Regions from separate parts of the Homo sapiens genome. Here region 1 is linked to region 2. A link is a loop called in an ENCODE intact Hi-C map of the cell type or tissue named here. Cell type or tissue: Calu3. All regions are shown on one strand. Links, peaks and the distances in the headings refer to the core of each region. The heading gives the core; the rest is flanking DNA.

What was found. Hi-C counts contacts between places; a loop is a spot of excess contacts. Peaks named below come from ENCODE experiments on the same cell type or tissue, not always from the same donor. Only the 100,000 strongest peaks of a DNase experiment are listed, where the experiment ranks them.
Region 1: it touches region 2 in a loop (3-fold over the local background); 5 of 110 quality-filtered maps call a loop at or near these places.

The regions. Positions count from the first base shown.
Region 1 is chr4:123,471,478-123,488,317 of GRCh38, reverse strand. No RefSeq gene overlaps it. Among named protein-coding and RNA genes, the nearest start is that of TRC-GCA2-1, 29 kb to the left of the region's middle. In Calu3, for the core only: no CTCF peak of the experiment used is centred there; DNase peaks (open chromatin) are centred at 8,237 and 9,357.
Region 2 is chr4:123,642,264-123,659,103 of GRCh38, reverse strand. LINC01091 (long intergenic non-protein coding RNA 1091) reads right to left here and starts at 9,113. Exons shown (of 6, transcript NR_027105.3): 1 at 8,775-9,113; 2 at 6,202-6,317. In Calu3, for the core only: no CTCF peak of the experiment used is centred there; DNase peaks (open chromatin) are centred at 8,833 and 9,273.

The sequences.
Region 1 (16,840 bases), core at 5,043-13,042, 170 kb after region 2:
GGCAGGGGAATCACTTGAACCCAGGAGGCGGAGGTTGCAGTGAGCTGAGATCGTGCCACTGCACTCCAGCCTGGTGACAAAGTGAGACTCCATCTCAAAAAAAAAATAGATTTCTTTCTTTTTTTCCTTGATGTACATGTGTATAACTTCTTAAGCTGTTACTAAAATTCATATGGAAGAGCAAAGATCCAAGAAAAAATTTTTAAGTCAAAAGATAACAGAGAAATACCAGGATTATGTTCAGCTACAGAGTAACAAAGAAAAGAAATCATCTACAATGGCTTAAACAATAGGGTATTATTTGCATCACATAACAAAAGAACATTCACCTATAATGAGAAAAGATAAAAATATGCTAGTTGGATATTTCCAGGTAGCATTTGTTGTTCTACCTGCCTTCTGAATTTGTTCTACCTGCCAATTATTGGATTTGTTCTACCTGCCTATTATTTCTTTTATTTTTATTGAATTTTATTTTTTAGAGACAGGGTCTCATTCTGTCACCCATGCTGGAGCACAGTGGTATGATCACAGCTCCCTGTAGCCTCAAACTATTGGGCCCAAGCAATCCTCCTGCCTCAGCCTCCTGAGTAGCTAGGACTACAGGCACACACCACCATGCCCAGCTAATTATTTCTTTTTTCTTACTTTTTTTTTTTTTCCTTTAGAAACAGGGTCTTGGCCGGGCACAGTGGCTCACACCTGTAATCCCACCACTTTGGGAGGCTGAGGCAGGCGGATCACAAGGTCAGGAGATTGAGACCATCCTGGCTAACATGGTGAAACCCCATCTCTACTAAAAATACAAAAAATTAGCCGGGTGTGGGGGCAGGTGCCTGTAGTCCCAGTTATTCGAGAGGCTGAGGCAGGAGAATGGGGTGAACCCAGGAGGCAGAGCTTGCAGTGAGCCGAGATCGTGCCACTATACTCAGCCTGGGTGACAGAGTGAGACTCTGTCTCAAAAAAAAAAAGGAAGAAAGAAACAGGGTCTCACTCTGTTACCTAGGCTGGAGTACAGTGGTGCAATCATGGCTCACTGCAGCCTCAGCCTCCCAGCTCAAGTGATCCTCCTGCCTCAGCCTCCCAAGTAGCTGGAACTACAGGTGTGTACTACCATGCCCAGCTAATTTTTTTTTAAATTTTTTGTAGAGATGGGGTTTTGCCACGTTGCCCAGTCTGGTCTCCAAACTCCTGGGCTCAAGCGATTCTCCTATCTCAAGCCTCCCAAAGTGCTGGGATTACAGGCATGAGCCACTGTGCCCAGCAGCAATTATTTCTTAATGTTAATTAATAAACTGATATTGTGGTTATACATCAATCTGTATGATCTTGACTAATGAGTCAACTCCTACAGAAGGAACCATTTTACCCAGTGATAAATTTTAAGTTTCTGATTCTATAAGATCAGATTACTATGAATTCATGAAAGTAAAGACCATCCTGTGAGGCCACCTGATAGACAACCATTTGATCTTCTTCAGGAAGCTACTCTTCTACTTTGCCACATTTGAGCCCTTCCATTTTAAAACTAACTCCCCTTATACCAATTCCATGATTATTCACTGTCCTTCTGATTTGAAACTCAGCTTCCCATATTAATCTACACAAAGGAAGATTATTTCTTCATCTTGTATGGTACTTTCCAATCAAAATTCCTAACTATGTGCTAGACACTGTTCCAAAGTTGGGAGGCCAGGGAGTGTGAGTTTTTACATGTCCTAAAGAAAAAAGAAAGAATATACTAGGTAACTAAATGATCACTGCCATTCCAGGGTTCTGGGGGTTGGTGCTGTTTTCACAGTAGCATGTGGCAGTATGCTTTGCCTAGAGTAGATGCCTGATAAATATTTTGATTAATTGGTTATCACAGCAAACAATAAAACCAGTACTCCATAATTTTTTGATATTAAAATTCCCCAGAATGTGTCCTTACCATATTACCCCCATCATATGCCTGGTAGAGACAAATTAAGTCAAGCCAAATGAATAGGTTAAATAGTTCAGCATGGCTCAATGAGACACGCAGCACAGGGATGCAACGGCCTACTCGAGTGACATGCTGCTTTTGTGTCTAAGGTGATCTTTTTCAGCATAATTATCAGCACATCTTAACATGACACTGAGAGGTAATTAAATGCACTTTGGACTGAAGTAGGGAGAAAGATGTGGGAGAGGGAATAAGCTTTTTTTCTTTCACAGTCAAAAAATCAAAGAAAACCATGGTTTAATGCTCCAAGACCCTCTCCTGGTGGCATGGAGGGAGCTCTTGCGGCTCTCCCAGACTGTCTCTTCAGTCTGAGACAGATTTTTCTTCTTTAAAGATACTACATAAATCACTGATGGGAAAATAATTTACAGCCACAGTGGAAGAAAGGAGCAAAAAACCAAGAACATGTCTTCTGGATTACAATGAGAAGACCTGAATTTTCAGCAGGCTTTATAAAGATGGAATCAGGAGCTGGGGAAGAATCTGAGCCCTTCTGTGCCCAAACAGATTTCCCATCTTCAGGCTGCCGCTGGGATCCATCTGTTCAACACTGGCTGCAACACAGGCTGGGGCAAAATGTGCCATTAACAGCTTTGGGGAGGTGGGAAGTAGGAAGGGGAAATGGTGAAACACAGAAAGGTCCCTTAGAATTAGCTGGCTTCTAACTACCAACATTTAACTATATGTTGACAGGCAGCAGTAAAATTTGCTACCTAGTCTCCCCTGTCAATCTGGGCATCAAGACTGTTTCTTACCAAAGGGACTCAAACACAGGGAGAAGACATAATTTGGGATAGGTTTCTTGTTTTGTTTTGTTTTGTTTTTTGAGATGGAGTCTCACTCTGCTGTCCAGGCTGGAGGGCAGCCGCACGATCTCGGTTCACTGCAACCTCTGCCTCCTGGGTTCAAGCAATTATCTTGCCTCAGCCTCCCGAGTAGCTGGGATTACAGGCGTGCGCCACCATGCCTGGCTAACTTTTGTATTTTTTAGTACAGATGGGGTTTCACCGTGTTGGCCAGGCTGGTCTCTAACTCCTGACCTCAAGTGATTCGCCCACCTCGGCTTTCCAAAGTGCTGGGATTACAGGCATGAGCCACTGTGCCTGGCCAATTTGGGATAGGTTTCTATGGAGAGATACCCAAAAGACTAGAAACTTAACACTTGGCATAGTTTCCCTTGCGATTATTTCAATTTTGATAGAATACAAAAGAAGAGTAAGAAACTGTAAATCTCATTTACATCTGTACAGATTCTTAAGCCAGTAAGAGGACATGATTAGCATGATTCATTATATGATCTGCTTTTTGGGAAGATATGGACTTTCAACATCATCCCCAAAAGGTAACCTTGAACAAACCTATGTTTGTCCTACTCATCACTTTTGTCCTATGGGTCATTTTCTGAAAGTTAAACAATTACTCCACTAATAGATTACTGCAGTCAATGTAGACCTTTAATTTGAATAACTTAAAAACTAAAATATTTATCTCTGGAATTTGTGATGAGGTTTAATTTTCCACATGTATCTTTTTTGAGGAGCATGCTGCTCAGGGAAAACCTCTCTGAGAAGATAACCTTTCTGTAGAGATTGGATGGATGCCAAGTGTAATGTAATCCTAGTTGCATATATTAATTGACATGTTTTCCCTTCTGATAATCCTGTTACCCCTGACCCTGCCCTTTTCAGGCAGTTAAACTGGAGAAATCCATCCCCTCAAAGGAGGGCGGCTTTATCAGAACTCTTAGAACCAGAGTGTCAAGGCCTAGATCCCAGCTATCAGACAAAAGAATCGGAGGGATCTGTGCCCAGTCCCTACAATGTAGCCTTGTCTACATAAGCAGTGAATCACATGCAAAACTAAAACAGTCTGCCATCTGACTCGTATGAAACCACCTGCCTATGTTTGGAATTCTGAACCGTGGGCCACATCTGTACAACTAATAGTTACTTGGTGCCTACTGTCCTACTCTGTACAAGACTTATAAAAAATATAGTTATAAGTGATCTATCTTTCCTGTTCTCCAAGAGCTTAAAACCTCACAGAGGAGACAAGAAATATATCCAGATGGGGCCAGGCACGGTGGCGGTGGCTCACGCCTGTAATCCCAGCACTTTGGGAGGCTGAGGCAGGCGGATAACAAGGTCAGGAGATCAAGCCCATCCTGGCTAACATGGTGAAACACCTGTCTCTACTAAAAATACAAAAAAAAAAAAAATTAGCCAGGCGTGGTGGCCGGCGCCTGTAGTCTCAGCTACTCGGGAGGCTGAGGCAGGAGAATGGCGTGGACCCGGGAGGTGGAGCTTGCAGTGAGCCGAGATTGCACCACTGCACTCCAGCCTGGGCGACAGAGTGAGACTCCATCTCAAAAAAAAAAAAAAAAAGAAAAGAAAACAAATATATCCAGATGGCCGGGGGCGGCGGCTCATGCCTGTAATCCCAGCACTTTGGGAGGCCGAGGCCGGCGGACCACGAGGTCAGGAGTTCGAGACCAGCCTGACCAACATGGTGAAACCCCGTCTCTACTAAAAATACAAAAATTAGCCAGGCGTGGTGGTGGGTGCCTGTAATCCCACCTACTCAGGAGGCTGAGGCAGGAGAATTACTTGAACCTGGGAGGCGGAGGTTGCAGTGAGCCGAGATCACGCCATTGCACTCCAGCCTGGGTGACAGAGCGAGACTCTGTCTCAAAAAAAAGAAAAAGGAATATATCCAGATAAGTTTAATACAAGGAACTATGAGAAATAGTTGCCAGAGAGCTGCCACTCCATCCAAAACGCCCCCCATAGCCCCTGTGTCCTTCATATCATCAAAAGCTATGATTATTTTTGAGGGTGTTACTTGTATATTCACTGTCTCCCCAGGTAGAATAAGCAGGGATGAATCTATCTCTACACAATAGTTTTCCCAGTACATACCACATAGCCCAGCTATTCAAAGGATACTTTGTTAAATGAATGAATGAGTGAAGGAATGAAGTCATGTTGGGGTCTATTTTTGTTCAGTGATTATATCACATTTCATTTTTCTGTGAGAGTTTAGAGAAGCAGGCCTCGTTGCTGGATAGTCTGCTGCTAACTTGGCACCACCAACACCCCCTCCTAAGTGTGGAAACTTCTACACAATCGTCTTGCAGAGTCACTTCACGGGAGAAGACTTGGGGTAGATGTGGAGTGTGAAGCCTATTCTCTGGAGGCATTTGTACACAAATGCACAGGCAAGGTTGCACAGCAGACTGAGACAGCGAGAACTTCTCAGAGGTTCTCAAGAGGTGCAGCAGCTTGCAGACAAGCTTTTGAAAATTACTCCAAGTGTTTGGAGCTGTAGGCTTCAGTGTCAACCACTCTGACCTTTGGGGCTGTTCCCCTGATCTTCAGGGGTAGTTTTATGACCTGTGCACCAGTGCAGCCCTCCCTCCCAGCTATTCAAAGGTTGCATGAATTCCTAATTCTCAATTAAACTCTTTATATCTGGAATACATAGAGTGGCTTCTGTATTCCTGAGCAAGCCCTGATTTGTCCACTCGTTTAGGAAGTGTGAGTTTACCCTGTCCCTGCATCTGACCACACTCACCTGAATAGTCTCTATCTCTGGGACAATTCATTTGAGTGATTTCAGATTACCTTTCCTTTGGTACAAAAAGAAACCAGTGGACATAGAGAAATCCTTTTTGGTTTTTTTTGAAATGGAGTCTCACTCCGTCGCCCAGGCTGAAGTGCAGTGGCTTAACCTTGGCTCACTGCAACCTCCACCTTCTAGGTTCAAGCAATTCTCCTGCCTCAGCCTCCCAAGTAGCTGAGACTACAGGCCACCATACCTGGCTAATTTTTGTATTTTTAGTAGAGAGGGGGTTTCATCAAGTTGGTCAGGCTAATCTCAAACTCCTGACCTCAAGTGATTTCCCGGCCTCAGCCTGCCAAAGTAGCTGGGATTACTGGCATGAGCCACCACGCCTGGCCGTGGCTTTTTATTTTCACATAAGCCAAGTGATTTTCAGTCAACTATTCTTCAAGATATAAGTTTGTAAACATTCTATACTTTTGAAAATCATGCATTTTAATTTTAAGATGATAGGTTTTGGAGCATCTCCAATAACTTAAAATGATACCTCTTACCAGGTATGTTTTTACTCCCATTTATAGGTGGAAAAGCTTAGACTTGTAAGAGCCAGTTGTAGCTCTGTCTGATATATCACATTCTTTACTTTGGAACATTTAAAAACCAACATCATTTGAAATAGAAAGTTTCAAAAATAATGGCAATTTTTTATAGCCAGTCTCATGAATGTTACAAGGGGCCACACCTTGAAACTCAACTTTAAACTTAAAAATATAGGCCACACATATTCAAGTGATTAATTTTAACTTTCAGGAACATTTTATTGTACTTTCCTGAAGATTTTTACTCAAATTTTCCACTTCTGGTTTTTCCCAATGCACGCTGGTCCTAATCTCTGCCAAATTCACTAAGATTGCTCACAGATAATGCCAAAGGTGCAGCAGTAGCAACAATTTTTTTTTAAGACGGAGTCTTGCTCTGTCTCCCAGGCTGGAGTGTAGTGGCATGATCTCGGCTCACTGCAACCTCCATCTCCCAAGTTCAAGCAATTCTCCTGCCTCAGTCTCCCAAGTAGCTGGGACTACAGGCATGCACAACCACGCCCGGCTAATTTTTGTATTTTTAGTAGAGACAGAGTTTCATCATGTTGGCCAAGCTGGTCTTGAACTCCTGACCCCAGGTAATCTGCCTGTCTCGGCCTCCCAAAGTGCTGGGATTACAGGCGTGAGCCACCGTGCCCGGCCACAACAATTTTTTAAAAAGAAAGATTACCCCAAGTTAAGAGCTGAGTGGCCTTCCCATCATGGATATCAGAAGTAGGCTTCTCCAAGCAGCATGTCAAGAACACCAGGGTGTTATAAACACACAACAGTGCAGCGATGAGAACCTGGCTTTTCTGGAGTCCACACTGGCCTCTTCTCCAAGGGAGCTGCTGTATGACAACAGACGGCTGCTGTGTTCCTCACCTTCTTGTCGTAGGCTCTGCTGTGGTTTATTCCCCATGTATATGATTCAGAGCTCCTTACCAAGCACCTCTGTGGCAGCCAAGGCTCCACCACTGATGAGTTATGCCCAAGTTATTCACTTTCTTCCATCTCCATTATGCTCAAGCAGAGCCCATTTCAGCCCCAACAGGCAACATGAGAACAAGGAAAGGAATCTAACATTTAGTGAGAGAGGCAGGTTGGTGTTCCTAAATGTGGTATAGTATATGAAGCATCAGAGTTACATTATATGACCCAACTCCAAATGAGAAGACTCTGTCTGGGGGACATAAGTCTCAGTTTCCTCTTCTGTTGTAATTAATGCCAACTCTTGCACTTGTGGTGGATATTGAGATAACGTACATAAAGCACCAAGCACAGTGGCTGGCACATGGAGATAACAACTATAATAGCTGGGTGCGGTGGCTTATGCCTGTAATCTCAGTACTTTGGGAGGCCAAAGTGTGAGGATCACTTGAGTCCAGGTGTTCAAGACCAGCCTGGGCAACAAAGTGAGACGCTGTCTCTGTAAAAAATAAAAAATGGGCTGGGCACAGTGGCTCACGCCTGTAATCCCAGCACTTTGGGAGGCTGAGGCGGGTGGATCACCTGAGGTCAGGAGTTTGAGACCAGCCTGGCCAACATGGCGAAACCCCGTCTCTACTAAAAATACAAAAAATTAGCCAGGCGTGGTGGCAGGCGCCTGTAATCCCAGCTACTTCAAAGACTGAGGCAAGAGAATCACTTAAACCTGGGAGGCAGAGGTTGCAGTGAGCAGAGATTGAGCCATTGTACTCCAGCCTGGGCAACAAGAGCAAGACACCATCTCAAAAATAAATAAATAAATAAATAAATAATAAAATAATTAAAAAATAAAAAATAAATTAGCTGGGCGTGGTGGCACACGCCTTTAGTCCCAACTACTTGGGAGGCTGAGGCAGGTGGATTGCTTAAGCTGGGGAGATCAAGACTGCAATGAGCCATATTTGTACCACTGCATTCCAGCCTGGGCAACAGAGCAAGACCCTGTCCCCGAAAGCAAAACAAACAAACACAAAAACCAACCACAATAATAGACACTAGCATGATTAAGCAATAAATGCTTTTTGCAGGAAAGTAGACTTGCTATGCCACTTACTAGCTGTGACTTAGACCAAACCCCTTCACCTCTCTGAGCCCTTGTGGTGGCCTCTTCTGTCAGCTGAATCTAATAACACTTGTGCTGTTTACTCATGGGCTATTGCGCAAGTCAAATGAGAAGACCTATGTGAAGGTGCACTGTAAGTTGCAAACCCCTAAATGAAAAAGATCCTGTGTAAGTCATTCCCTTACCAACCAAGCTTGCTTTGGTCGATTGGAAATTTTACAGGGCCACAGGATAAAATGTATTAGGAAGAACTGGTGTACAATCGTGATTATCGATTAACTTGTATTCAATCGTAATGCCTTAAACCAACTCATTTTGAAAACCTCTAAATACAAATAAATCAAGGCAAAACCAATCAGCATTTTTGTCAAAAAGAAAAAAAAAGATTGGCAGGAAACAAAAGCTATACCAAATATAAGAAGTTGCACATGCCTTCTTAATCTCCTACTGGGAGCAGGAAGTGAGTGAATGAAGGTTCATACTCCTGAGCACCCAGTTTCCCCAGCTATATGCACATCATAATATCCCTCAAAACTCCATTAGCTACTCCTCTGTTACAATTCCAGAATCACACAGCAGTTCCTATGCTCCTATATAGTAATTCAAAAATACAGACCTTTGGTCATTTCTCAGCCTTTTGGCTAAGATCAAGTGCAAAAATATACACATTTTACACACACACACACACAATTTAAGAACACATTGTAGAAATCGATCACAGCTATTACTCCTTTTTTTTTTTTTTTTGTTAACAATTCAATAGAATTACAAGAGGAAGAAGGAATGTCATTATGAACCTGGGTGTCTGAGAGGGCCAGAGAAGGACTGAGGGCAAACAGAAAGCTATGCTATCAGGAGGAATTTACACAGGTAGTCAGGTTTCTGAGTATGCAGAGGAAAGAAGTTTCAGTTGGATCACATTCAACAGGACATGAGCCCGGAAGGACTGCTTTAGTCTTATGATGTAAAAAGAAGTTATATAAGTTGAACAAATGCTCCTCTCTTTCAGGAATGTCTTACACAAGTTGCACAAACTGTCAGAAGCCTCAGGGAAATAGCCAGTGGTAAAAATGTTTGTCCAGCACTCAGCTGACAGGCACGCATTGCAAAAGTGTCCCTGGTATTTATTACCCTTGCCCTGCCCCCAACATATGCACACCACAGTACAGCAACGGGGCTGCAAGCGAACCACATCAAAGTGGAGCCTCACTCCCCTTTTGCCCTTCTGAGTTCCAGCCAGCCGATCAGGCCTGCTGTGCGGAGGTGAGCCTTTGAGAGGTCTTCCTCGTTCCTCCCTAGGCTAGACCTGTTCTAAACACAAACAGAGGGCTCCATCTCCACCACGGTTCATCTGATAAAAGTCACATTGTTCAAAGCCACACTCAGAAAAGCATTATAAATTGTACTACAGGAATAGCTCCTCATCAGCAGAAAGATAGCTTAAATAACCTAATAATTCCTATCTCTAATGCTGTGATTCTTTAGAACTGTTCAAGGGAAGAAATTCCCATTGGGCTGAAAAGATGGAAGGCATGGAGAAAAAAATAATAAAACATCTTTTCAAATCATTGGACCTTGTATATTTGCCCCCACCCTAAAAATTGGATCTTCGTTTACAGAAAATGACTATGGAGCATGCCACAAGTGAAATCCAAATTACCCTTTCCAGCTTGCTTTGGTGTGATAAAACGCATTCCAATTTTTTGTGTTGTAAAAGTCCAGAAAGATTACCACATTTCCCTCACAAGTGTCATCCAGGATATATTTGCACAAGTGTTATTTAAAGGTTGAGTTGATTGGATTAATGGAGCAGGCACCTCCACCATAAATGGAGGGCTTGTTAATCTAATCCTTACCTCCTCCTTCAAAAAGGCTACTGTTTCTGTCTTGTGTGTCTGAGAGAATGGTCCACATGAAGAGAATACCAACAGTAATAACAACCTGTACCGAGCGCTCCCTATGTGCAGACGCCACTTTATGCATCCTGCATTGATCAAATCCTTTACTCCTCACAGCAGCCTCAGAGGCCGGGCTGTTGTTGGCCCCATGCTTCCTTCCTGTGCACGTCTCACAGCTGGTGACACACGGTTTTTCCCTCATGCAGTGTTCTCTCTGTGGCCTGGCATCTGTGGCCATTGTTCACAAGGACGTCAGCCACCACTTCTTCACGTCACAGGATGTAATGTCTCTGCTTCTAAACCACAAGGTTTCCCCACTTTTCTATTTTTGTAAGTCAGTACAGATGCTGCCTTTCTGGGAGTTGTTTTTCTGGGAATTTGGACCTTCTTTTTTCCTAGGCTGTACTCACATACTGTTGTCATTCATCTTCCAGCCACATCTAGTATCTAGTGCAGCTGGATGAATGAGTTTTCCAACTAGTGGCTAATTGTGCCCTAGGGCAGCATTTTATAAAAATAGGGAGTGTGTGTATGTGTGTGTGCGTGCACACACGCATGCATGCATTCTCCAAATAAAGCTACTATAGAAGCTGCTATAGTGTATAAAAACATGAGCTTTGGAATCCAACAGTTCTAGGCTATAATCTCAGCTTCATCACTGGTTTCTCGGGGCCCTGGGAAAGATGACTTAACTTCCTTGAGCCTCAGTTTTCTTATTGGTAAAATAGAATAATGGCAACACCTACCTCAAAAAAAGTTATAGACTTTAAATATAATTTTATATAATATACAGTTATTGTATTAGGCTGTTCTTGCATTGCTATAAAGAAATACCTGAGACTGGGTAATATATGAGAAAACAGGTTTAATTGACTCATGGTTCTGCAGGCTGTACAGGAAGCAGAGTGGCATGTTTCTTTCAGGGGCATCAGGAAGCTTCCAATCATGGCAGATGGCAAAGGGGGAGCAGGCACATCACATGGCGAAAGCAGGAGCAAGAAAGAGTGGGAGCAGGTGCAACATACCTTTAAATGACCAGCTGTGAGAGCTAGAGCTCACTTATCACCAAGGAGATGTCCAGACCATTCATGAGGGATCTGCTCCCATGATCTAAACACCTCCCACCAGGCCCCACCTTCAACACTGAGGATTACATCTCAACATGAGATTTGGAAGAGATATCCAAACTCTATCAGTTATCATCACTTTAAAAGTGCTAGCTACTACTATTGCTATTTCTTCAAACTTTCACTGTGTAATTATCAACATCATCATTCACTTAATAGTATTGTGTTATATGACCTGACAATTCCATACTTAGCTGGATTCTCCAGGGAACTTTCCCTTATTTGCACAAGGAGACCTTTACAGGGATGTCACTGAAGCATTGTCTATAATAGTTGTGTGCTGAAATGGGTCCCCAAAAATGTGTATGTTGAAGTCCCAGCTCCCAGTACATCAGAATGTGGCCCTACTTGGAGATAGGGCCTTTGAAAGGTAATTAAGTTAAAATGAGGTGATTGGGGTGGGCCCTAATCCAATATCAGTGGTGTCCTTATAAGAAGAGGAGATTAGGACACAGGCATAGAGGAAAGACCATGGGAAGATGCATAGAAGAGACATAGCCATCTACAAGCCAACGAGAGGCCTCAGAAGAAACCAACCCTGCCAGTATTTTGATCTCAGACATCTAGCCTCCAGAATCATAAGAAAATAAATGTCTGTTGTTTAAGCCACCTAGTCTGTGGTACTTTGTTATAGCAGTCTTAGAAAACTAATACAATTACCATTTTTAGTATCAATCTGTTGTGCATTAATTTGATTAATCATGATCATTGGTTTATGGCACATATTATCATTGGGCTGTGAATGTTCAACTTATATTTAATTATTAACTTACTTTAAAAAATGTAATAAGCATCTGTGTACCTCTCTCCCAAAGCAAAAACAGGACCTGAAAATAACTCACATGTAATCACACATTCCACCACCAACCTCACCCATCTCCTAAGTGCACATCAATTTGAAAGTAGGTAAATAAATTACTGTATATTCATATAGTGGAATTCTACACAGAAGTGAAAATAAACGAATTGAAGCCATGATTGTTAACATGCATAAACCTCAAATACATATCACCCCTGGGGAAGAGGGAAGATGAGAATAGGATTGGGGTGGATATAGAAAGAGTTTCCATTGTATTTCTAATGTTTCATTTCTTAAGCAAAATTCTGGAATGCCAATATTTATTGCAAACTTGTCCAACCCATAGCCCGTGGATCACATGCAGCCCAGGATGGCTTTGAATGCAGCCAAACACAAATTCATAAACTTTCTTAAAACATTATGAGTTTTCTTTGTGAAGTTTTGATTTTTAGCTCATCAGCTATTATTAGTGTTAGTGTATTTTATGTGTGGCCCAGGATAATTCTTCTTCCAATGTACCCCAGGGGAGTCAAAAGACTGTATACCCCTGATTTATTATATTATCTATGCTTTTCTATATGCCTAATCATTTCACAATAAGTTTTAAAAACATAGTTTTTAAGGTACTTTTTCTGCAGCTTTAGTGTCATCCTCAATTATTAAAAAGAGAAAAGGAACAGGTGTTGTGGCCTGGAAGGGACCCCACTCTTCACTGCTATCCCCACCACCATGACCCCTTCTGAAAAATTAGGGGGATTCTATAGCTTTAGTATCTGTGACACCCCTACCTTGAAACTGGTCATGGCTTTCCTGGTGGATCAGCAGTCAGGCTGTTTAGAAGTCGTATTTCAGATCCTACTGGTTGATCAGTATTTTTCCATTTGCCATGAAAGGTGAACATAGGTAGGTTACTCTATGTGAACCTCAGAATTCTATGTAACCACCGTGACATACAAACAGAAGACTGTCATTGCTCTGAGAGTTAATGAAAAGTAAATACTGCTGAAGTGAAAGCATTAATGACATGCTAAAAATGCTAATTCTAATATGCCTGATCAAGCTAAGAAAGAATCAACTGAGCTTTTATTCTTTTAGAAGAGTTAAACAAAACTACATTGTGTAGCAGAAAGAGCTCAGGGAGATCTGGAGTTGAATCCAGCTAACGTATACACACTATTTGACTTTGACAAATTCTTTAACTTGTATAAGTCTCAATCTCCTTTTCTTAATATGAGAACAATGATCACCGCTTGGCAGGGTTTTTGTAGAATTCTATGAAGTAATACACGTCAAGCACCTTGGACAGTGCTACCACATGGCATGCTCCTGGCATATATAAATATGTCCCATCTCTCTCTGACAGTTAAATCATCCAAGATAAACAAAAAAACTGCAGCTATTACAGGGATCCCCTTAGAGTCTTTAATACTGCATCAAAGGTGAGAAATAAATGTGAGGGAATAAGAAGGGAAAGGGGTTCATGACAAACAGCGGAAATTTCTGCTGCAGGTTCCTCCTGATGCTTCTTAAGGTACAGTTAGCAGTACAGTTTCAAGGGAGAAAATAACATTTAAAAATTGGTAAAATGTTAAATCATAAGAAAAGAGTAAAATAAAGTTATTAGTCTTATAAAAGAGATGGCTAATGTGATTTTAATAGTTTCTCCATATTTTTCTCTAAGGAAAAGAGTGTTGAAAAATATTCTTATTCATAACTTTAAAGACCAGACAAGAAGACATGGATTTAAATTTGGAAGATTTCAACTAAACTTAAGAAAAAAAACATAGCTAGAGTGGCTATGTTAATTTCAGACCAAGGAGATTTCTACTAAAAGAGTATTATAAGAAATAAAGACATTATATGTAATAATAAAAGAAGAAATCTGTCAGAAAGACAACCATCCTAAATGTTTGTACCTAATAACAGAACATCAAAATTCATGAAGCAAAGACTCAAAGGGGGACAAATTCATACCCCTCTCTCAGTGTACTTATAGAACAAGTATAAAAAATCATGATACATAAAAACGATCTAAATATACAACTGATCAAATTAACTTAATTGATGTTTACTAAACGCCACACCCAACAACTGTTAAACATATTTGTTTTCCAGTCCACATAGAATGGTCACCCAGATAGGCCATATGCTGAGCCATAAATATGACTCAATAAATTTCAAAGGATTTAAGTCTTAAAGCACATATTCCATGACTACAATGGGGAAAAAATTGGGTAATTATGTGGGCAGATAATGAGAAAATCCAAGACAAGTGTTTCTAGGAAAAACACAACACCAAGATTAGGATAAACAATAAAAACAATCAATGAAGGTGAAAAAAAAGAACTAAAAAGACTGGGGAGTCTTCAAATGGAAAAAATTGTAGCAAATAATCAGAAAGTAAGGTATTACAAGGCACAACAGCCATTATTTTTATTTTTCTTAAAATTGATCCTAGTAGTGAGACAGCTGATGGCAATTTAGGTCACCGGATCCTCTAGAGTCCTCAGGAACACCTGTTTTAGAATAGCTTTGAAGTTTAATCCGTGTTCCTCAACTTTTATGGGCATACAGAAGACATGGGGCTCTTGGTAAACTGAGGCCTACCATTCATTACATCTGGGTTGTGACCTAAGATTCTGCACTTCGAAAAGGTCCCAGATGATGCTGACACTGCTAGTCTATAGATCATATTTTGTGTAGCAAGTTTTAGAAGAGACCATGTCATCATGATCTGCTCATCCAGTCAAGAAAAATAAAATAAAATTGCATAGTCAAGACCAACAACTTTTTCCCATTTCATAGCCCTTTAATCACTCACTTTAAGCTGATTTCATAAAAAGCATAAAATATTGTTTAATGCACTTGAATCTTTATAAGCAATTTTATCACAAATAAAAAAACAGGAAAGACATGCGGAGGAGATAGCTGAGCATGAAGCAATTGGTAAAACAAAGATAAAGAAGGAAGCTAGGTGAAGAGCTTCGCTTCTTGCATCTTGTAATAGGAACAACACTGTCTGTATATTTTTTAGGGGAAGAGAGTATAGTAAAAGACTTTGGGTTCCTCAATTGGCAATTCCAAAGTAATTTAAAATACTTAAAATGTGCTCTCATGAAATACGTTATAGGTGAAAACTTTAATAAAATTGTAAAGAAGTTGTGACCATAAGAAAAAAATTACCCATTTCCCCTGGAGAGAAATCTGTGAGCTACTAGGCTTTTTCAAGATTGATGACCAACTGAGTGAGCCTTCAAAAGAAAAATCCAGCCGGGCACAGTGGCTCACGCCTGTAATCCCAGCACTTTGGAAGGCCAAGGCGGGAAGATCACCCGAGGTCAGGAGTTCAAGACCAGCCTGGCCAACATGGTGAACCCTGTCTCTACTAAAAATACAAAATTTAGCTGGGCATGGTGGCGGGCATCTGTAATCCCAGCTACTCGGGAGGCTGAGGCAGGAGAATCACTTGAACCCAGAAGGCAGAGGTTGCAGTGAGCAGAGATCTGTGCCACTGCACTTCAGCCTGGGCGACAAGAGCCAAACAGTGTCTCAAAAAAAACAACCAACAACAACAACAACAAAAAATCACACAAAACAAAAGAAATCCTTTGAAACTCATAGCACAACAAAATGAGGTATACAGTACAATAAACTTGGTCACTAAAAGACTTAGTCAGTGACCCTGCTTATTTTTTCATATCCATTACCATGGAATTTGAAACCAAAATCTAAAGTAATTCAACACACCAGTTGTATTCTTTCATTCAGTCAGAGATCATTCAACCGATATTTAATAACACCCAGTGGTTTTAGCATATTTTTTCTATGACAGCATTTATCTAAGAAGAGTTTATGGTCCCCAGAAATCAATCTTTCTCAAGTAAGCTAATTTTTATATTTGAAAATAAATTTGGAAACAAATTCAGACTTAATGGAAAATAAATTCAGACTTATTATTGTTTAGAAATAAGTTCAGACTTAGAGAAAAGTTGCAATAGTACAAAGAACACCCATATGCCTTTTACCCACATTATCTTGTTAACATTTTGCCTCATTTTCTTTATTATTCTGTAAAATTTGAGACTAAGTTGCATTCATCATGGCCCTTTACCCCAGCTTCAGTGCATATTTCCTAAGAATAAGGATATTCCCTTACATAACCACAGTGCAGTTACCAACTTCAGTAAATTTAACATTGATGCAATACTTCTATCTAATCCATCACGTGTATTCCAGATTTGTCTCTTTACCCCAATAATATCTTTTATAACATTTTTTCCTTTAGAATTATATCTAGCCTAAGATCAGGTCTTGCATTTTGTTGTCATGTCTCTTTAATGTCCTTTGATTTTGAAAATTCCCTTAGCTTTTCTTTGTCTTTTATGACATTAGCTTATTTTTTTCTTTTTAAAATAGAGTCTCACTCTGTTGCGCAGGCTGGAGTACAGTGGTGCAATCATAGTTCACTGCAGTTCAAACTCCTGGGCTCAAGCAATCCTCCTGCCTCAGCCTCCTGAGTAGTTGGAACTACATGTGTGCACCGCAACACCTGGCTAATTTTTTGTATTTTTTATAGAAATGAGGTCTCCCTTTGTTGCCCAGGCTCATCTCAAACTCCTGAGTTCAAGCAATCCTCTGACCTTAGCCTCTCAAAGCTCTGGGATTATAGATGTGAGCCATCACGCCTGACCAACATTAACATTTTTGAAGAATTCATTCTCTCTTTCTTTCTTTTTTAAGTGGACTGTTCCTCATTTAGAGTTGTCTGATATTTTCTTATGAACTCAGATTATGCATTTCTGGCAAGAATTCTACATAAGTGATGTTACATCCTTCTTAA
Region 2 (16,840 bases), core at 4,670-12,669:
CAAGCAACTCTCCTAACCCTGACCCTTGGGGGCATCTATCTTCACTGGTTTCTTCTATGTTCACTTACTGCTGCAGATTGAGTTCTCAATCCACTCCCTGGAACTGTTGGGTCCTCTGCCTTGGCCTTGCCGTCACTTGCTCAGCTTCTATCACAACTGCCTTTCGATCATATGCCCCCAGCATCTCAGGAGCATCCCACATTTATTGGTTCATTCTTAGTTACTCTAATGTTCTTGGCTCTTCTTTTCAATAGAGGTCTTCCTTTTATTTCCCCAGGATATTCTTCACTTTACATCAGTTCATGTTGGTGCCTCTTCTCCCTCCCTCTCTCTCTTCCCCTCCTCATCCTTCCCCCTCTGAAATTTTATTTTTCCTAAAGCTCCAAGCTTATTTGCAACTCTGCTGCCAGCATCCCTAACCTCTTAGGTGAAAAATCATGAGGGTCAAATCAGGCACATTAGTTTGGTGAACTTTCAAACATCCCACTCTCTGGAATTTTGATCAGGGATCTGACTTTACTAACGTTGTTGTTTTGACCTTAATTACATGTGCACTTTCAAGATTCTGTTTCCATTTTATCACATCTAGTTCAAAAATCACAATGTTTTGGAGGGAAGCATATTTTGATGAATTTTATATTATTTTATTTAGAATCCCTTTGCTGTATTCTCATTGTTGTGATCTGAGTACCTGATGTAAAAATCGTGCAGTAGTGTGTGTTCATTTGGAATGAATGAGGAAAAAATCTGGAGTGAATTACCTAAAGGGTCTAAGTCAGCTATATGACCTAGGTTGCACATCAGAACCACCTGTGGAACCTTCATAAAGTGAAAAAGATATGCCTCTCCCTCCCCTGAGCAATTCTGATTCAGGAACTTGATGGGAAACTCAGAACTACTCATCTACATGATTCTTGAGATAGTGACATCTATAGCCACAAGGAAGGTACGGTGCCTGGAACTTCATCTCTGTGAACTAATATAAGTAATAAACTTGGCCTTCTGTGATTTCACCTTGCCTTCTTTGCTTCTCTTCATAGAACCAAACTTTATATGATTTCCTCACTCTTAAGAGCCCCATCTGGATGTTCTAAAGTAACAACAAAAATAATTGTTTAGATGGACTGATATAGTTTAGCTGTGTCCCCACCCAAATCTCATCTTGAATTATAGTTTCCATAATCCCCATGTGTCATGGAAGGGATCCCGAGGGAGGTAACGTAATCATAGGGGTGGTTACCCTCATGCTTGTCATGCTGTTCTCCTGATAGTGAGTGAGTTCTCATGAGATCTGATGGTTTTAAAAGGGACTTCCCCCTTCACTCAGCACTCATTCTTTCTCCTGCTACCCTGTGAAGAGGTGCCTTCTGCCATAATTCTAAGTTTCCTGAGGCCTCCCCAGCCATGCAGAACTGTGAGTCAATTAAATCTCTTTCCTTTATTAGCTACCTACTCTTGAGCAGTTCTTTATAGCAGTGTGAGAACAGACTAATACAGTAAATTGGTACCACAGATAGTGAAGTGCTGTTATAAAGATACCCAAAAATGTGGAAGCAACTTTGGAACTGGGTAATAGGCAGAGGATGGAACAGTTTGGAGGGCTCAGAAGAAGACAGAAAAATGTGGGAAAATAGGGAACTTCCGAGAGACTTGGAGGGCTCAGAAGACAGGAAGATGTAGGAAAGTTTGGAACTTCCTAGAGACTTGTTGAATGGCTTTAACCAAAATGCTGACAGTAATATGGACAATAAAGTCCAGGCTGAGGTGGTCTCAAATGGAGATGAGGAACTTGTTGGAAACTGGAGCTAAGGTAACTCTTGTTATGCCTTAGCAAAGAGACTGGCAGCATTTTGCCTCTGCCCTAGAGATGTGTGGAACTTTGAGATTGAGAGAGATGATTTAGGGCATCTGGCAGAAGAAATTTCTAAGTGGCAAAGCATTCAAGAGGAAGCAGAGCATAAAAGTTTGGAAAATTTGCAGTCTGATGATGCAATCAAAAAAAAAAAACATTTTCTGGGGAGAAATTCAAGCCTGTTGCAGAAATGTGCATAAGTAACAAGCAGCTGAATGTTAAGACAATGGAGAAAATGTCTCCAGGGCATGTCAGGGACCTTCATGGCAGTCCCTCCCATCACAGGCCCAGAGGCCTAGGAGAAAAAAATGGTTTCATGGGCCAGGCCCAGGGCCCCCCTGCTGTGTGCAGCCTAGGGACTTGATGCCTTGCATCCTGGCTGCTTCAGTACCAGCTGTGGCTAAAAGGGGTCAAGGTATAGCTCAGGCTGTGGCTTCAGAAGGTGCAAGCCCCAAGCCTTGGCAGCTTCCACATGGTGTTGAGCCTGCAGGTGCACAGAAGTCAAGAATTGAGGTTTGGGAATCCCACCTAGATTCCAGAAGATGTATGGAAACACCTGGATGTCCAGACAGAAGTTTGCTGCAGGGATAGAGCCCTCATGGAGAACCTCTGCTAGAGCAGTGTGGAAAGAAAATGTGAGGTTGGAGCCCCCACATACAGTCCCCACTGGGCCACTGCCTAGTGGAGCTGTGACAAGAGAGACACTGTCCTCCAGACCCCAGACTGGTAGATCCACCAACAGCTTACAGCATGTACCTGGAAAAGCCATAGGCAATCATTGCCAGCCTGTGAAAGCAGCTGGAAGGAGGGCTATACCCTGTAAAGCCACAGAAGCAGAGCTGCCCAAGGCCATGGGAGCCCACCTCTTGCATCGGCATGCCCTAGATATGAGACATGGAGTCAAAGGAGGTCATTTTGGAATTTTAAGGCTTAATGACTGCCCTGTTGGATTTTGGAATTGCATGGGACCTGTAGCCCCTTTGTTTTGGACAATTTCTCCCATTTGGAATGGGTGTATTTACCCAGTGTCTGTACCCCATTGTATCTAGGAAGTAACTAACTTGCTCCTAATTTTACAGGCTCATAGGTGGAAGGGACTTGCCTTGTCTTAGATGAGACTTTGGACTTGGACTTTTGAGTTAATGCTGGAATACTTTGGGGGACTGTTGGAAAGGCATGATTGTGTTTTGAAATATGAGGACATGAGATTTGAGAGAAGCCAAAGGCAGAATTGTATGGTTTGGCTGTGTTCCCACCCAAATCTCATCTTGAATTGTAGTTCCCATAATCCCCACGTGTCATGGGAGGGACCCAGTGGGAGGTAATTTAACCATCATGCTGCTCATGCTGTTCTCATGATAGTGAGTGAGTTCTCGCAAGATCTGATGGTTTTATAAGAAGCTTCCCCCTTCGCTCAGCACTCATTCTCTTTCCTGCCACCCTGTCAAGAGGTACCTTCTGCCATAATTGTAAGTTTCCTGAGGCCTCCCCAGCCATGTGGAACTGTGAGTCAATTAAATCTCTTTCCTTTATAAATTATCCAGTCTTGGATATTTCTTCATAGCAACATGAGAACAGACTAATACACAGACATATGAGTAAAAAACCCAAAATCTTTTTCCAAAGGAAAAGAAAGAGTGGAGGCATTTTGTCATGCTAATTTATCTGCAATGAGATATGAGAATTTCTTTCTGCACTCAGGATGGCCCTTTGATTTATTTATCATCTAATACTCTTCATAACATGGGGACATCTGAACCAGGATTGAAAAAAGTATTTGGAGTAAAGAGTCTTTAGAAAGAATGGAAACAAAGTTACCAAAGATTTTACTTGCTCACACATTTATTGAATGACCATGTCTTGTCTAGTGAATGCCAGGTGCTGTTAGGTGACATTTTCTACAATCAAATTTAGTAGCCCTTAATTCTTTTTTTTTTTTTTTTTTTTTTGAGACGGAGTCTCCCTCTGTCACCCAGGCTGGAGTGCAGTGGTCTGATCTCTGCTCACTGCAACCTCCGCCTCCCAGGTTCAAGCAATTCTCCTGCCTCAGCTTCCTGAGTAGCTGGGATTACAGACATGTGCTGCCACGCCCAGCTAATTTTTTTTTTTTTTTTTTTTTTTTTGTATTTTTAGTAGAGACAGGGTTTCAGCATGTTGGTCAGGCTGGTCTCGAACTCTTGACCTCATGATCCACCCACCTTGGCCTCCCAAAGTGCTGGGATTACAGGCATGAGCCACCACGCCCAGCCCCCTTAATTCATTTTTAAGAGCCTGAGTTCATGAGAGAAAAGGAGAGGGGGAAGCTAGTTTCTTTATGCTTTTGTCAATCCCATTCTCTCTTTATTCTATACCTTATCATGGCCATTTTATTTTCAATTCTTTTCCATTTCCTTTCATGTCATGTATACAGTCAGCAAGAGGGGAAGAATACCTTTCCTTCTCTGCTAAGAAATAGCAAGGGATCTTGAATAATTTTCCCTCTGATATGTGTTAACTGATCTTGTTCTACCTCTGTTTTTGCTGTTGGATTGCTGTCTGTCAGACACTGCTGATGATTTCTAAGTAATTCATTTGTCCCACAAGTGGGACAAATTATTCCCTAAAATACTTGAGAAAGTGTACAGTAGAGGAGCCTAGAACAACAAATCTGGCTCAATTCTAGCCTCCTATAATTATCTACATGCCCTGAGGGAAGCCATTTATACCTGAGACTCCATTTACCCCCTCTGTATAACGGACGTGAAGACCTACATGTATTATTAGTCCGTTATCACACTGCTGATAAAGACATATCCGAGACTGGGCAATTTACAAAAGAAAGAGCTTTAATTGGACTTACAGTTCCACATGGATGGGGAAGCATCACCATCATGGTGGAAGGCAAGAAGGAGCAAGTCCCATCTTGCATGGATGGCAGCAGTCAAGGAGAAAATGAGGAAGAGGCAAAAGTGGAAACTGCTCAAACCAACAGATCTCGTGAGACTTACTCACTACCAGGAGAACAGTATGGGGAAAACTGCCCCCATGATTCAGTTATCTCCCACCGGGTCCCTCCTAAAACATGTGGGAATTATGGCAGTACAATTCAAGATGAGATATGGGTGGGGACACAGAGCCAAACCATATCACCACATAAAGGGTGATGAGTATTATAAGCAATGTCCTTTAAGTGCCTAGTATAGTTCCTATCTTACGGTAGATGGAGATATTATTATTCATTACTGCAATGGTTAATACTGAGTGTCAACTTGATTGGACTGAAAGATACAAAGTATTGATCCTGGGCATGTCTGTGAGGGTGTTGCCAAAGGAGATTAACATTTGAGTCAGTGGGCTGGGAAAGGCAGACCCACCCTTAATCTGGTGAGCACAATCTAATTAGCTGCCAGTGTAGCTAGAATATAAAGCAGGCAGAAAAATGTGAAAAGAGAGCCTGGCCTAGCCTCCCAGCCTACATGTTTCTCCCATGCTGGATACTTCCTGCCCTTGAACATCAGACTCCATGTTCTTCAGTTTTGGAACTTGGACTGGCTCTCCTTGCTCCTCAGCTGGCAGAGAGCCTATGGTGGGACTTTGTGGTCGTGTGAGTTAATACTAAATAAACTCCCATATATAGATATGGAGTTTATGGCAGACTCCTATATAACCACCACTAACTGCCATTAAGCTTTAAAAATAAAAGAGTTTTGTCAGTAAATATATGAATGGCTTATAGATGAACACTTCAAATAATCCATTACACAATCTCACCACTCAATATCATACTGTCAAAGAACTCTTATTAAGCAAGAGGACATGTCATGTGAAAGACCCAAGATACACTGAACCATATTACATCAGTACCCTGTTTTGTTTTTACCACTAGACAATTTGTTAGACTGATTTATTTTCTGTTATTACTTTCCATTGTTCCAGGAAAAGGAAAGAAGGAAGAAAGTCTCTTCCTTTGAATGTTAAAGATTTAATTGCGGCTGGGCGCAGTGGCTCACACTTGCAATCCCAGCACTTTGGGAGAATGAGGTGGGTGGATCACAAGGTCAGAAGTTCGAGACCAGCCTGGCCAACATGATGAAACTCCTTCTCTACTAAAAATACAAAAATTATCTGGGTGTGGTGGCAGGTGCCTATAATCCCAGCTACTCTGGAGGCTGAGGCAGGAGAATTTGAACCTGGGAGATGGAGGTTGCAGTGAGCCAAGATCGCACCATTGCACATTGCACTCCAGCCTGGGCAACAGGGTGAAACTCCATCTCAAAAAAAAAAAAAAAAAAAAAAAAAAAAAAAAAAAAAAAAAAAGCATTTAATTGCACTTAATTTTGAACAGAAAGCATGGAGAAAACATCACTTACCTTCTCAAACTCCATTTTGTACACCCCAATTGACTGAGTGGTGCTTTCCCACCCTCATCCACAGATCACAGAGACACAGCTAGGACAGAAGAATTCTCCTCTAACAGCAGATCTGGCTGGGTACAAAAAAAAAAAAAAAAAAAAACAGGAAATGTTCTAAGTGACTTTCATCCATTTATTTCCAAAGTAAATAATCCCACAGAAATGGATAGGAAAAAAATTTAGCCTACATTCTTTTACTTTACAACATAGTTCCAGATATAGTCTTTGGTTTTATTTTCATAACAAGTTACGTTCTTAATATGTCACAGTGAATTTCAAGGAAAGCATTATTTGTCATGGTTCCAAATATTAATGTCTCTGATGAAATTGATGTTTCTGTCATTTCTAGTTGTCAGAGTTTCTGTTTCCTCAAGGTCTTCTCTAGCAACAAAATCCCAAAATTCTTTAAGAACATGAAGATGGCTCTTGATACAATTTTGTATTATATTGCATGTTAGATCTACAAAGAGGCTCTTCTCCCTATACTGAGAGAAACTCTTTCTGATTGAGTCCTTGTGTCTTCTAAAGTGGATCACTTTATGGTATTGTTTGTTCTTAATAGTAATGATCAGAATGGTAACACTAAGCAAAGAGCACCTGTAGGGCTGGGCTAATTATTTTACATATTAGTTTATTTAATCCTCCAAACTTCCTGTAAAATAGGTTTTCATTTCTGCATGGCATAAGAGAGGCTTTCAAGGGATTAAGAGGCTGCAAGTCACAATTTGGTAAAATCTGGAACTAGTAAAATCTACATCTCTCCCCAACTCCAAAACTTGTGTTCTTTATGCAGTACTAACCAGAGTAAGAAGGAAAATGTGTAAATAAATTATGCTACTTGACAGTTATAGAACCTAAGCAAATGATAAATGCAAAGTCTACCAGTAGTGAGTCAAGAGCAAAGTCTAGGGGTTGAACCCAAGCAGCCCCAGACATCCAATCCAGAGCCATGTTTGGGTTAACATTCATAATGTTTTGATTTTTATTCAGAATAATTGCCCACATTTAAAACTATGCAGAATTCCCATAAAAAGCAGGACTGAGAACTTCTATTGACAAATCAGAATATCTAGCAACTTGGGCCTCCACATTCCCACATGGTAGCAATAAGTGAAGCAGAGTAGCAGATGCCCCTTCGGACAGGACACTCCACCCATGCACTGCAGCCTACTCTCTGCTGACTTAGTTTGTGTGCCTGAACCCTCAGGGCTTTTGAGTTTGTGACCCTCCTTTTCTCCATGGCATCCAATGTAGTCAAATTAGAAGGGTAAAATGTTCTCAACTTCATAAATATACAGTGTGTCAAAAACTATAAGAAAGAATGTAACTTGTACCTTTTCCTCAATGGTTTCTTCCTGGGGATGACCCAGAGATTGTGAGGGTTTGGAGAACAGCCTAGGGCCTTCAATTAAAATAGTTTTGTCTTTGGTTACTACCGGAATAAACCTGTAAGCAGACAGCTGTTTCATGCCAGCTGAAATTCTAGTCTTGGGTGGGATGGCAGAGGTTTATGACTTCAGATGAGAAACAGGCAGGAACAGATTATATTCTTATGCCAAGTTTCTCTCTTTATTGCCATGGAAGCAAGAAGAGCAATGCAGAACATGGAAAGCTTTGCTAGAGCAGTGTTTCACTCAGACTTTCTGCAAGACATCAGGAGCTGCTCGAGATTTTGCAAACACATTTATGGGAAAATCATGGCTATAGAAAAGCTCCTAAAATTAAAACAGAGCTGGAAAAGAATAAAGATCATTGCATTTGTCTTTAAACTCAGAAGCAGAACCCCTGGGATTTAGCATTGTATAACAACACTGGAAACATTATTAACATTAATAAATAAACATCTGGATTGACTTGCAGTCTAAATTTAAGTGTCCTAAATATTTTGGCTCAATTATAACTATACTGCTTTTTTCTAAATTCTCAAATGTTTCTTCTGTCCTTAGCTTATATTTCATTTTCTTCTAACTCTTTTAACTCGAATCTTTAAATGGACCTTGTTGTATAAATGTTTAAGCACCAAATGTCTATATAAGGATATGGAATTGATATTGATTTCAGATTTCATATTTGTACAATCTGGGTTCTTTACATACTTATAGGCTTTTAATTGGAATTACATAATCACACCATTTGTTTATCTTTATTTCATATAATGCTTTCTGTTATATATAATTTCAAGAGTGCCAAAATTTACCAACAAAGTTTTAGTTGAGCTAAAATTAAACCTGCATGCTATTATGAAGCTATCTGTTATTTCCATTTTTAAATATAAAATTAGCCAGAGTTAGCCCAGTTTGGGATAGTATTAGGGAGAACCCATAAAATATGGTGACATAAACCACATTATGCCATAATCATGGCCAAGTTTCACTTGAATTCTCAAATGTATTCAAAAAGCAAGAGTAAAGGTCAGCAAAACACATCTTCACCAAGAAAAGTGCAGTAAAACGAATGCCAAATTAAATGGGCCAGCTACAGAGAATTCTACCCATAAACACAATGCTTATACTTAATCTGTTTCTCACCACCTTCATTTGAGAACGCTGGTCTCAGGTCCCTGGGCTGCTGTTCCTGCCTTGAGCTTTTTTGTCGTTGCAAGCCACGGGGTTGCTATGCAAAGTCCCAACGCATGGAACCAGAGTTAATCATTCACAGGCCTTTTTGCCTGAAATAAGATGCTTTTCATTTCCCTTGGCTTATGTGAATAATGAAAAAAGAAAACAAACAAAGGAGATAACTGCACAATGTTAAAAGATAATCCCTTAGCATAACTATTGTCTAGAAGGCTGAGCACCGTAGTCAGGCAAAAATCCAGTCTGCATTCAGTGACTACACTGACATTTATTTATAAGAGATTATGCCGTGACAGAGCTTCAAGTCATTTAGAAATGCTCCCATTCCCCAAGGCCTTCGTTATATTTATATGCAGGAGCCCATATTATTTTTCCTGGTGTTATGGCAACAAGGATTTCAGTGTTTACAGAGCTATCAAGTTCTGACAAGCCAAGCCGGGGACTTTGCATCACTGGCTTGCATTAAAATGGAGCGCAGGACCTGGAGAGCTGAGCTGAAGCTCAGCTGTCTGAACAACTAATACCTGAGCAGAAGAGGGTTAGGAAGCAGGCAAACGGTGCTAATCAACTCACAGAGCCACTTTCCCCCAAGGGAATTTGCCCTCATGATCCTGCGGTTTAAGAAATATATTACAAAATACGCTGAACCTAGGAAGTCATATTAAACTCAAAAGAAAAACAAAACCCAAATTCCTACTACAATTTTGTACTCTGCGTGGATGTTTTAAAGCTGTGTTGAGTATCGTACATTAGAGTCCTTTATTAGGCCTCTGGAGTAGAGAAAGGGGAAATGAAAATGCAGTGGGTGAAGAAAGGGCAGAACAAATACTCTCTCTGTGCCCACCTTTGGTTTTTAACTACACAATGGAGATCAGCCCAGCTTACGTTCACACCTAATTTAACCACTGCCCAGGGCCCAGTAGTTTCTAGCATACTCCAGCTCTGAAGCTAATTACTGCAGGAAGCTGGTTATGAAAATGTCCCAGAAATATCTGTATCTCACAGACAAAATTATTTTGAGAACTTGCCACCTGCTCCACGAAAATAAATATATGGAAGCAGGACCTTGCGCTCCATGGTTTTCTACATTGAAGTTGTTTTCTGGAGTTGGCCCAAACTCCTCCATATTCTCTGACTAGAGACAGAGCTAGAAATCATTTAAAAAAAAAAAAAAGTCCTTCCAAACATACTCTTTGGACATCTTGGTTCTAGATGGAGCAGGAAATAAAAGCCACAAGCTTAACCTCTGATACAATAAGCTACCACCTTCCAGTTCTAGATTTGGGCCTGGGAAATAATCAAGTCAGAGTAAAATGAAACAAGGAGTTCTAACCACATTTCTTTTTCTTCTTTTTCTTTCTCTCTTTATTTTCTTTCCTTTATATATGTGTGTTCATAAGGGTATTGGTACTCATTTGGTTATAAAAGTGTCACACTGAATTGTAGAATGAACTTCACACACGTCTAAATCCTTTTCAGTTTTTTTGAGATAGGGTCTCCCATTGGCAGTGCAATCATGGCTCACTGCTGCCTCAACCTCCCAGGCTCAAGTGATCTTCCCATCTCAATCTCCCAGGTAACTAGGATTACAGGCAAATGCCACCATGCCTGGGTAATTTTTTGTATTTTTTTGTAGAGACAGGGTCTCACTATGTTGCCCAGGCTGGTCTAGAACTCCTGGGTTCAAGTGATATGCCTGCCTCAGCCTGGGATTACAGGCATGAGATACCACACCCAGCTAATTTTTTTTTTTAATTGAGGTTTTGTTCTGTTTTAAGGATAAATAGCAAGAAATATGCAGATTTCCTAATGCTTAAGGTGAACATTTCAACAAATAATGAACTGAGACTTGCCAGGTACCGTAGACATGTGGAAAAAAGTTTTATTTACACAGTATACACTTTTAAGTCATATAAAATAATTTTTAATGGCAGAAAAGGTAGTAACAATAATTACACTAAATGTCTCTGAATGTCTTTCTTAGTAAACTAGAGCTATATAAGAAAATAGCTAGAAATGGGTGAGTGTGATCTCCTGGATTTTCCCCTTGGAAAAGACCAGTATTGACAGGGCCGCTTCACAAGACTCACTGGGAAGCCTGGGAGAGGCACAGGTCTTTGTGGCCCAGATACACAGCAAGCCCATTCTCTCATTAGCAACAGTGACCACTGTTTACAATACCTGTTGCTATCAGAGACTTTACCTTTTTTTTTCTTAAGAGTTAATCTTGCTCATAGTTTGTCAGCTCTTTTGGGATCCTAGCACACAAACTAGATTATCTGCGGCTGCTCTTCCCAGCAGCCAGAGATTAAAGGATATCATTTAAAGTTGTGCTTTCGGTGTCTTTTTATTTCTTTTGGTCTGCTCACTTCAGTTTACCACACAGCAGCTGCCAAGGCAGCTGATGTTACCATCTTCATCACAATGGTCTTCATCATTATCATCAAGAGAAGAACTTATTACAAACGTAATTTCCCAGATATCTTTCCTATGTGCTCTCAAGAAAATTACATAAGCTTGGGTCTGACCACAAACTCTGTAAATTCATCATTCATTCATTCATCATGTATTTTTTAGCCTTTAACTGTGTATGGCACTGTACACTACACTAAGGATACAGTAATATACAAGGTAAACAAGGTCTTCATCCTGATTGAGGTAAAATTCTATGGGGAGACAGTCAAATACAAATAAATCAACAAGTAATACAAATGCTGGTGTCAAATTTGCTAAAAAGGAAATTAAGACATTATGATGAGAATGACATAGACTATCTTTAGATATTGAGTGCTTAAAAACTTCTTCCCTGAATGACATTTAAGAAGGGACTTGTTGGGTAAGAAAACAGTTCTGAATTAATAAACTAAAAGCATTCTGTTCATGGTAAACCTAATGCTGCACAGGGCTCTTAATGGCTACTTAAATTAGATAAAATATTTCTGCCATATTTTACATCTCTCAGTTTTCCAGAGGATTGAACTGGATGATTTGGGGGAAGACTTATGTCTTACTCCAAAGCTTGATACTACATCATTAACTAATTCTATCTTTTGACCTCATTCATATTTTGGGTCCCACAACAGACCAGGACCTTCCTTTACTGAAGGAAGGTATAGAAACGTGTTTTTTAACCTGGCAGATTCCTGAAAAATTTCTCTTAGTATCCATCCTGAATTTACATACAAAATAAACTATATGGTTTATATACAAATCACTAATGAGAACATCTAGCACTTTCATCAGGTTTTTAAAGGGCTCTGAAAAAAGGATACAGGCACTCAGACAGATGATTCTAAAGTAGTCCATTGCTCTGGAATCTTTCAAAAAGTTGACTTGGACTCTTTTTTTTTCCATAATAGGCCAAGCTTCAGTTTCTTCATTCCACATACTTTTTAAAAATTGGTTTATAATCCAACATTTGTGTTTAACTACCTATTTCAAGATCATAATAACATGTGCTCTTGAAATATCAATAAGTCAAATATGGGCAAATGACTTTTGTTCGGTTGCCAGCTCCAACCCAATAACCTCTCCATGACTACTCCAGAGACATATGTAACAGGCTAAAAGGAAGTCACTAGAGGTTGTTGGTCCTCAGGCTCATCTAGAAAGATAATCCCAAGATGCACTTAACGACTGCGGAGACGTGGGTCGATGCAAGGCCATTCTCTATCCCTGATCCAGCCCAAGAGGAAGTTGATTGGATGCAGGTTTCAAGACCTAGAGTAAAATCATCATCAGAATCACCTGAGGGTTTCTTAATCTCAGTTATGTGGATGAGTTATGTGGGTGTAGATATATGGGTGTCAGTGTACTACCTTTTTAAACTTCTTTTGTATGTTTAAATTTTTTCACAATAGAAAGATGGGAAAAAGTAACTTTGCACAAGCTAATATTACTTTTATCTACACCTCTCCACTGGCCCACATGGTTATGATTCAAAAGATTCGCAGTAGAGACGCACACATTTGTGTATTTTGAAAATAAAGAGAAATATTCTCCTATGATTAAGATAGGCACACCTTGAAAACCACTGCCCTAAGAGGAAGTGGGAGACAAGGGCAATCGCTTCCCACATATGAAGCCCTTTCAGCATCCCCCTCAGTATCAACTCCCTTTTCCCCTCCCAGGAGAGCAAAGAGTCATTTGGGGGGCAGAATACCTGGACTGAACCCTCCGTTGTTTCCAGTGAAAATTGCCAGCTTCTGATTTAAGCTTCTAATATTTAGGCATACATATATATTATATATTATAAACATATACACACATATAAAAGCCCAAATATATGTGTGTGTGTATACATATATATGTACACATCTATATAAGCCTGGTGACAGAGCGACACCCTGTCTCAAGAAAAAAAAAAAAAGCACTTTTGCATGGCTTATTCTCTTTCTTTCCCTGGCTTCGCTCATGAAATCATTGGGTTCTCCTAGAGACATGTCCTTAATTAGTTACCTGCATAAGAATTATCATCTAAAAGGATTCACTTTTGCGAAGGCAGCCTGACACCCAACTTTTCCATTTCTAGCTCAGGGATATCTTGATAAATGTATCTCACTCCTGAGTAAATCAGACATATTGCAAAGAGGAATGATAGTAATTTTTAAATGATGCAAAAGAAATCAGTATTAGTATGTCTCAGAAAGTTCTAAGTTCAAGTTCCTATGTTTCAGATAAGCTATATATATATATATATATATAGAGAGAGAGAGAGAGAGAGAGAGAGAAAGAAAGAGAGAGAGAGAGAGAGAGAGAGAGAGAGAGAGAGAGCCAGGAGTTTGAGAGTAGGATGAGCAACATAGTGAAACCCTATCCCTAAAAAAAAATTTTTTTTTAATTAGCCAGGTGTAGCTAGGACAGTCCTAGCTACTTAGGAGGATTGCTTAAGCCCGGAAGTCCAAGGCTGCAGTGAGCTATGATGGTGCCACTGCACTCCAGCCTGCGTGACAGAGTGAGACACTGTCTCTAATGTCTCTACAATCACCAGCAGGACCCTCAATAGTGTAACTTAGTAGAATTAAATATACTGAGGGCAAAAAGCACGGCTTCTAGGAGCTGAGTAACTTTGTGCAAGTTATTTAATTTCTCCAAGGCTTAGTTTCATATTTGTTAATGTGGGTAATAATACTCACTATACAAGGATTTTTGAAGATTAAGTTTTAAAATCTATCAAGAAATGCCTAGCACAACGTCAGGCATATAATAGGCACTAAATAAATAATAGTTTCTTGTTCCTTGAGACATGTTTCTGAACTGGATTGTACTTTTTTTTCCTGAAATTCTTGAGAATGACTGGATTCCAATTGTTACATGGTACTAGGGGCAGTCTATTAAAAAGTACAGATCCTCATTAACACAATCTGACATGATGCTGGCAGAGCTCTCAAAAACAAGGAACTCATAGTTTTCTTTAGTTTTAGCTTCTATATGAGAAAAAGTTTATTTTTATAGTGTATTTGAACAAATAGAACTGACCTATGTTTTAAAATATATAAAGCTGATTACATGTACAACTGTGTGTCCAAACTTCTGACATGTTAGACTATCATCACTGTTTTCCACTTGGACTCAAGGATGTTAGGTTTCAGCATATGGCTGCCAAGGAATGAAGTCTCATATAGAGTGGGGGCATAAGGCCTGGCCCAACAATCTTCTGTAGGAATCTATGTTCCCACCTAGATTGAGTGCCTAAGCACCAAGTAACACTGAAGCAATAAAATCACTTCTTTTTCATTTTGTTTTGTTTTTAGATGGAATATAGGATTTTATTTTATTTTTATAATTTCAACTTTTATTTTAGATTCAGGGCACACATGTGTAGATTCATTATGTGGGTATACTGCATGATGCTGAGGTTTAGGGTACAATTGATCGTGAGCATAATACCCAACAGTTAGTTTTTTAAACTTTGCCCTCCTCCCTCCCATCTAGTGGCCTCACTGTCTATAATCACTTCTGAGAGAAAAAGAAAGCATGTACCAGAAGAAGGTTAAAAGTAAAAATATATATAAGACATAGAGTTGTAAGAGGAATAGACGAAATTATGAGAAACGGTAAAAAATTAATGAACAATAATTATTGGCAAAGTAGTTAATATAAGAGACATACAGTTCTAGCTTACTATTTGTAATTTCTAAACTCAAAATAAGTCTGTCCAGATGGATGGATGAGTGAATGAATGGATGGGTGATGGATGGATAGCCACAGATATTAAAGATGTTATCATAGATTGATAGCTGTTGAAATGAATTGAATAAGGAAGAGCATATACCAAATTTCTGAACAGGCATACACTACAATTCCCAGATGAAGGCTTTATTTTTCCATGTGTCTTTGTCATTTTCCTTTTATGTATTACCACCTGGTGCCCTTTTGTTCCCCAGCCTAGCCCCATAAGAATGCAAGTTGCTTGGCAACTGATCCATTCACTCAAGTGTCTCAAGGAAATAACCCTAGTTCCTAGGATGGTGCATGATCCAAGTTATTATAGTAAGTTCTAGTGTTTACATCTAAATCTGAAGAGATAATCCTTGTCCACAGTATTTCCATTGCAGTCTATGAAAATCCACGTACAAGCCAAAAAAGGTAAATGAGAGCAATATGACCTGTTCTTTCTTTCAAGAACTATTAATTTCAAAACATATGAACAGATACTGGTGCAAGTTAGTCTGATGCTGAAATATTCTTTGGTCAAATAAAACCAAGAAAATGTGTGAATGCTTGTAGGCAAAAAAGATATTTAATAGATATTTCCAGTATTCTAAGTAATAGAGGTCATATAAGCCACACAATGTGATTGAAATGCTGTTTTTTTTTTAATTTGAAACTTCAGCCTTTCCAAACTAAAGCTTAGAAACACATAAATATGTATACACATACCCTTCTAGCTATTTTTCACATTTTAGAGAAAGCAGTAAAACACAAAGAGGAAAGTAATATATTACTGTTTGCTTCAAAGGTTTTAGGGCTCATAGAGCTAAAGACAGGGGTCGTCTCTTCAGAGCTACGAGGCGTAGAGAATGGAAAGAGTCCATTGGTTTATATGGACAGACTTATTAGCCAAGAGTACATAAATCTGCTAAGCAAGAGACACAGAAGGGTGGCTTGGAATGCTTCTGTTCCATTACAAAACACATTGTCTTTCAGTATGCCAAAAGGAAAGCTACCACACATAGCATAAGGCCAGGTTCACCTCCTTATATTCATTACAACTAAAAAAAAAACTGTAACCTTATTTTTTCCCTCAAGAGGCATGTTACTATGTGCAGGAACTCTTTATAAAATAATTATTCCCTTTCCTCCAAATTGAACCATTAGACTCTCATATGTAGAGCATCTTATAGAAAAATACATATATCTTTATTATTTATTGATATGAAACATAAGCATGAAGGATTGAGTGAGTAAAGCTCAGACACCTCTATAAAAACTTCTCCAAATCTAATGAAATCGATACACAGAAGTATGGGATCATTTGGGGGCAGTTTCCAGGTCTAAAGCGATGAAGTTTTAGTTTGAAAGGCAAAACTTTTATTATTTTATTTTGTAATTTAAGTAGTATGTAATAATTAAGTCTTCCGCTATTCTGTACTAAGTGATATTATCCCAGTCCACCCAGAATCTGGCAACAGAATCAGAACATTTTACTCTGAATTAAGAATACCAAAAATATGTATACCTAAATTAAGGCTATCAGATTGTGTGTTTCTTTCAACTAACAAGTTGGTAAAGATTTTGAAGGATCATGCCCAGTACTGCTGAGGAGCCAGAAAGAACAGCATTTCCACATACGATTAGTAGAAGTATAATTTGATGTAAATTTTTGGGAGGAAATTTGTCAATATACATCAATATTTTTTAATGTGCACATTATTTAATCTAGAAATTTAATTGCTAGGAATTAACTCTTAGCAAATTTGGATACTGAGAGATAATTCAAAAGATGTCCATAAAAGGTAGTTTATAATGGCCAGGTGCAGTGGCTCACGCCTACAATCCCAGCATTCTGGGAGGCCAAG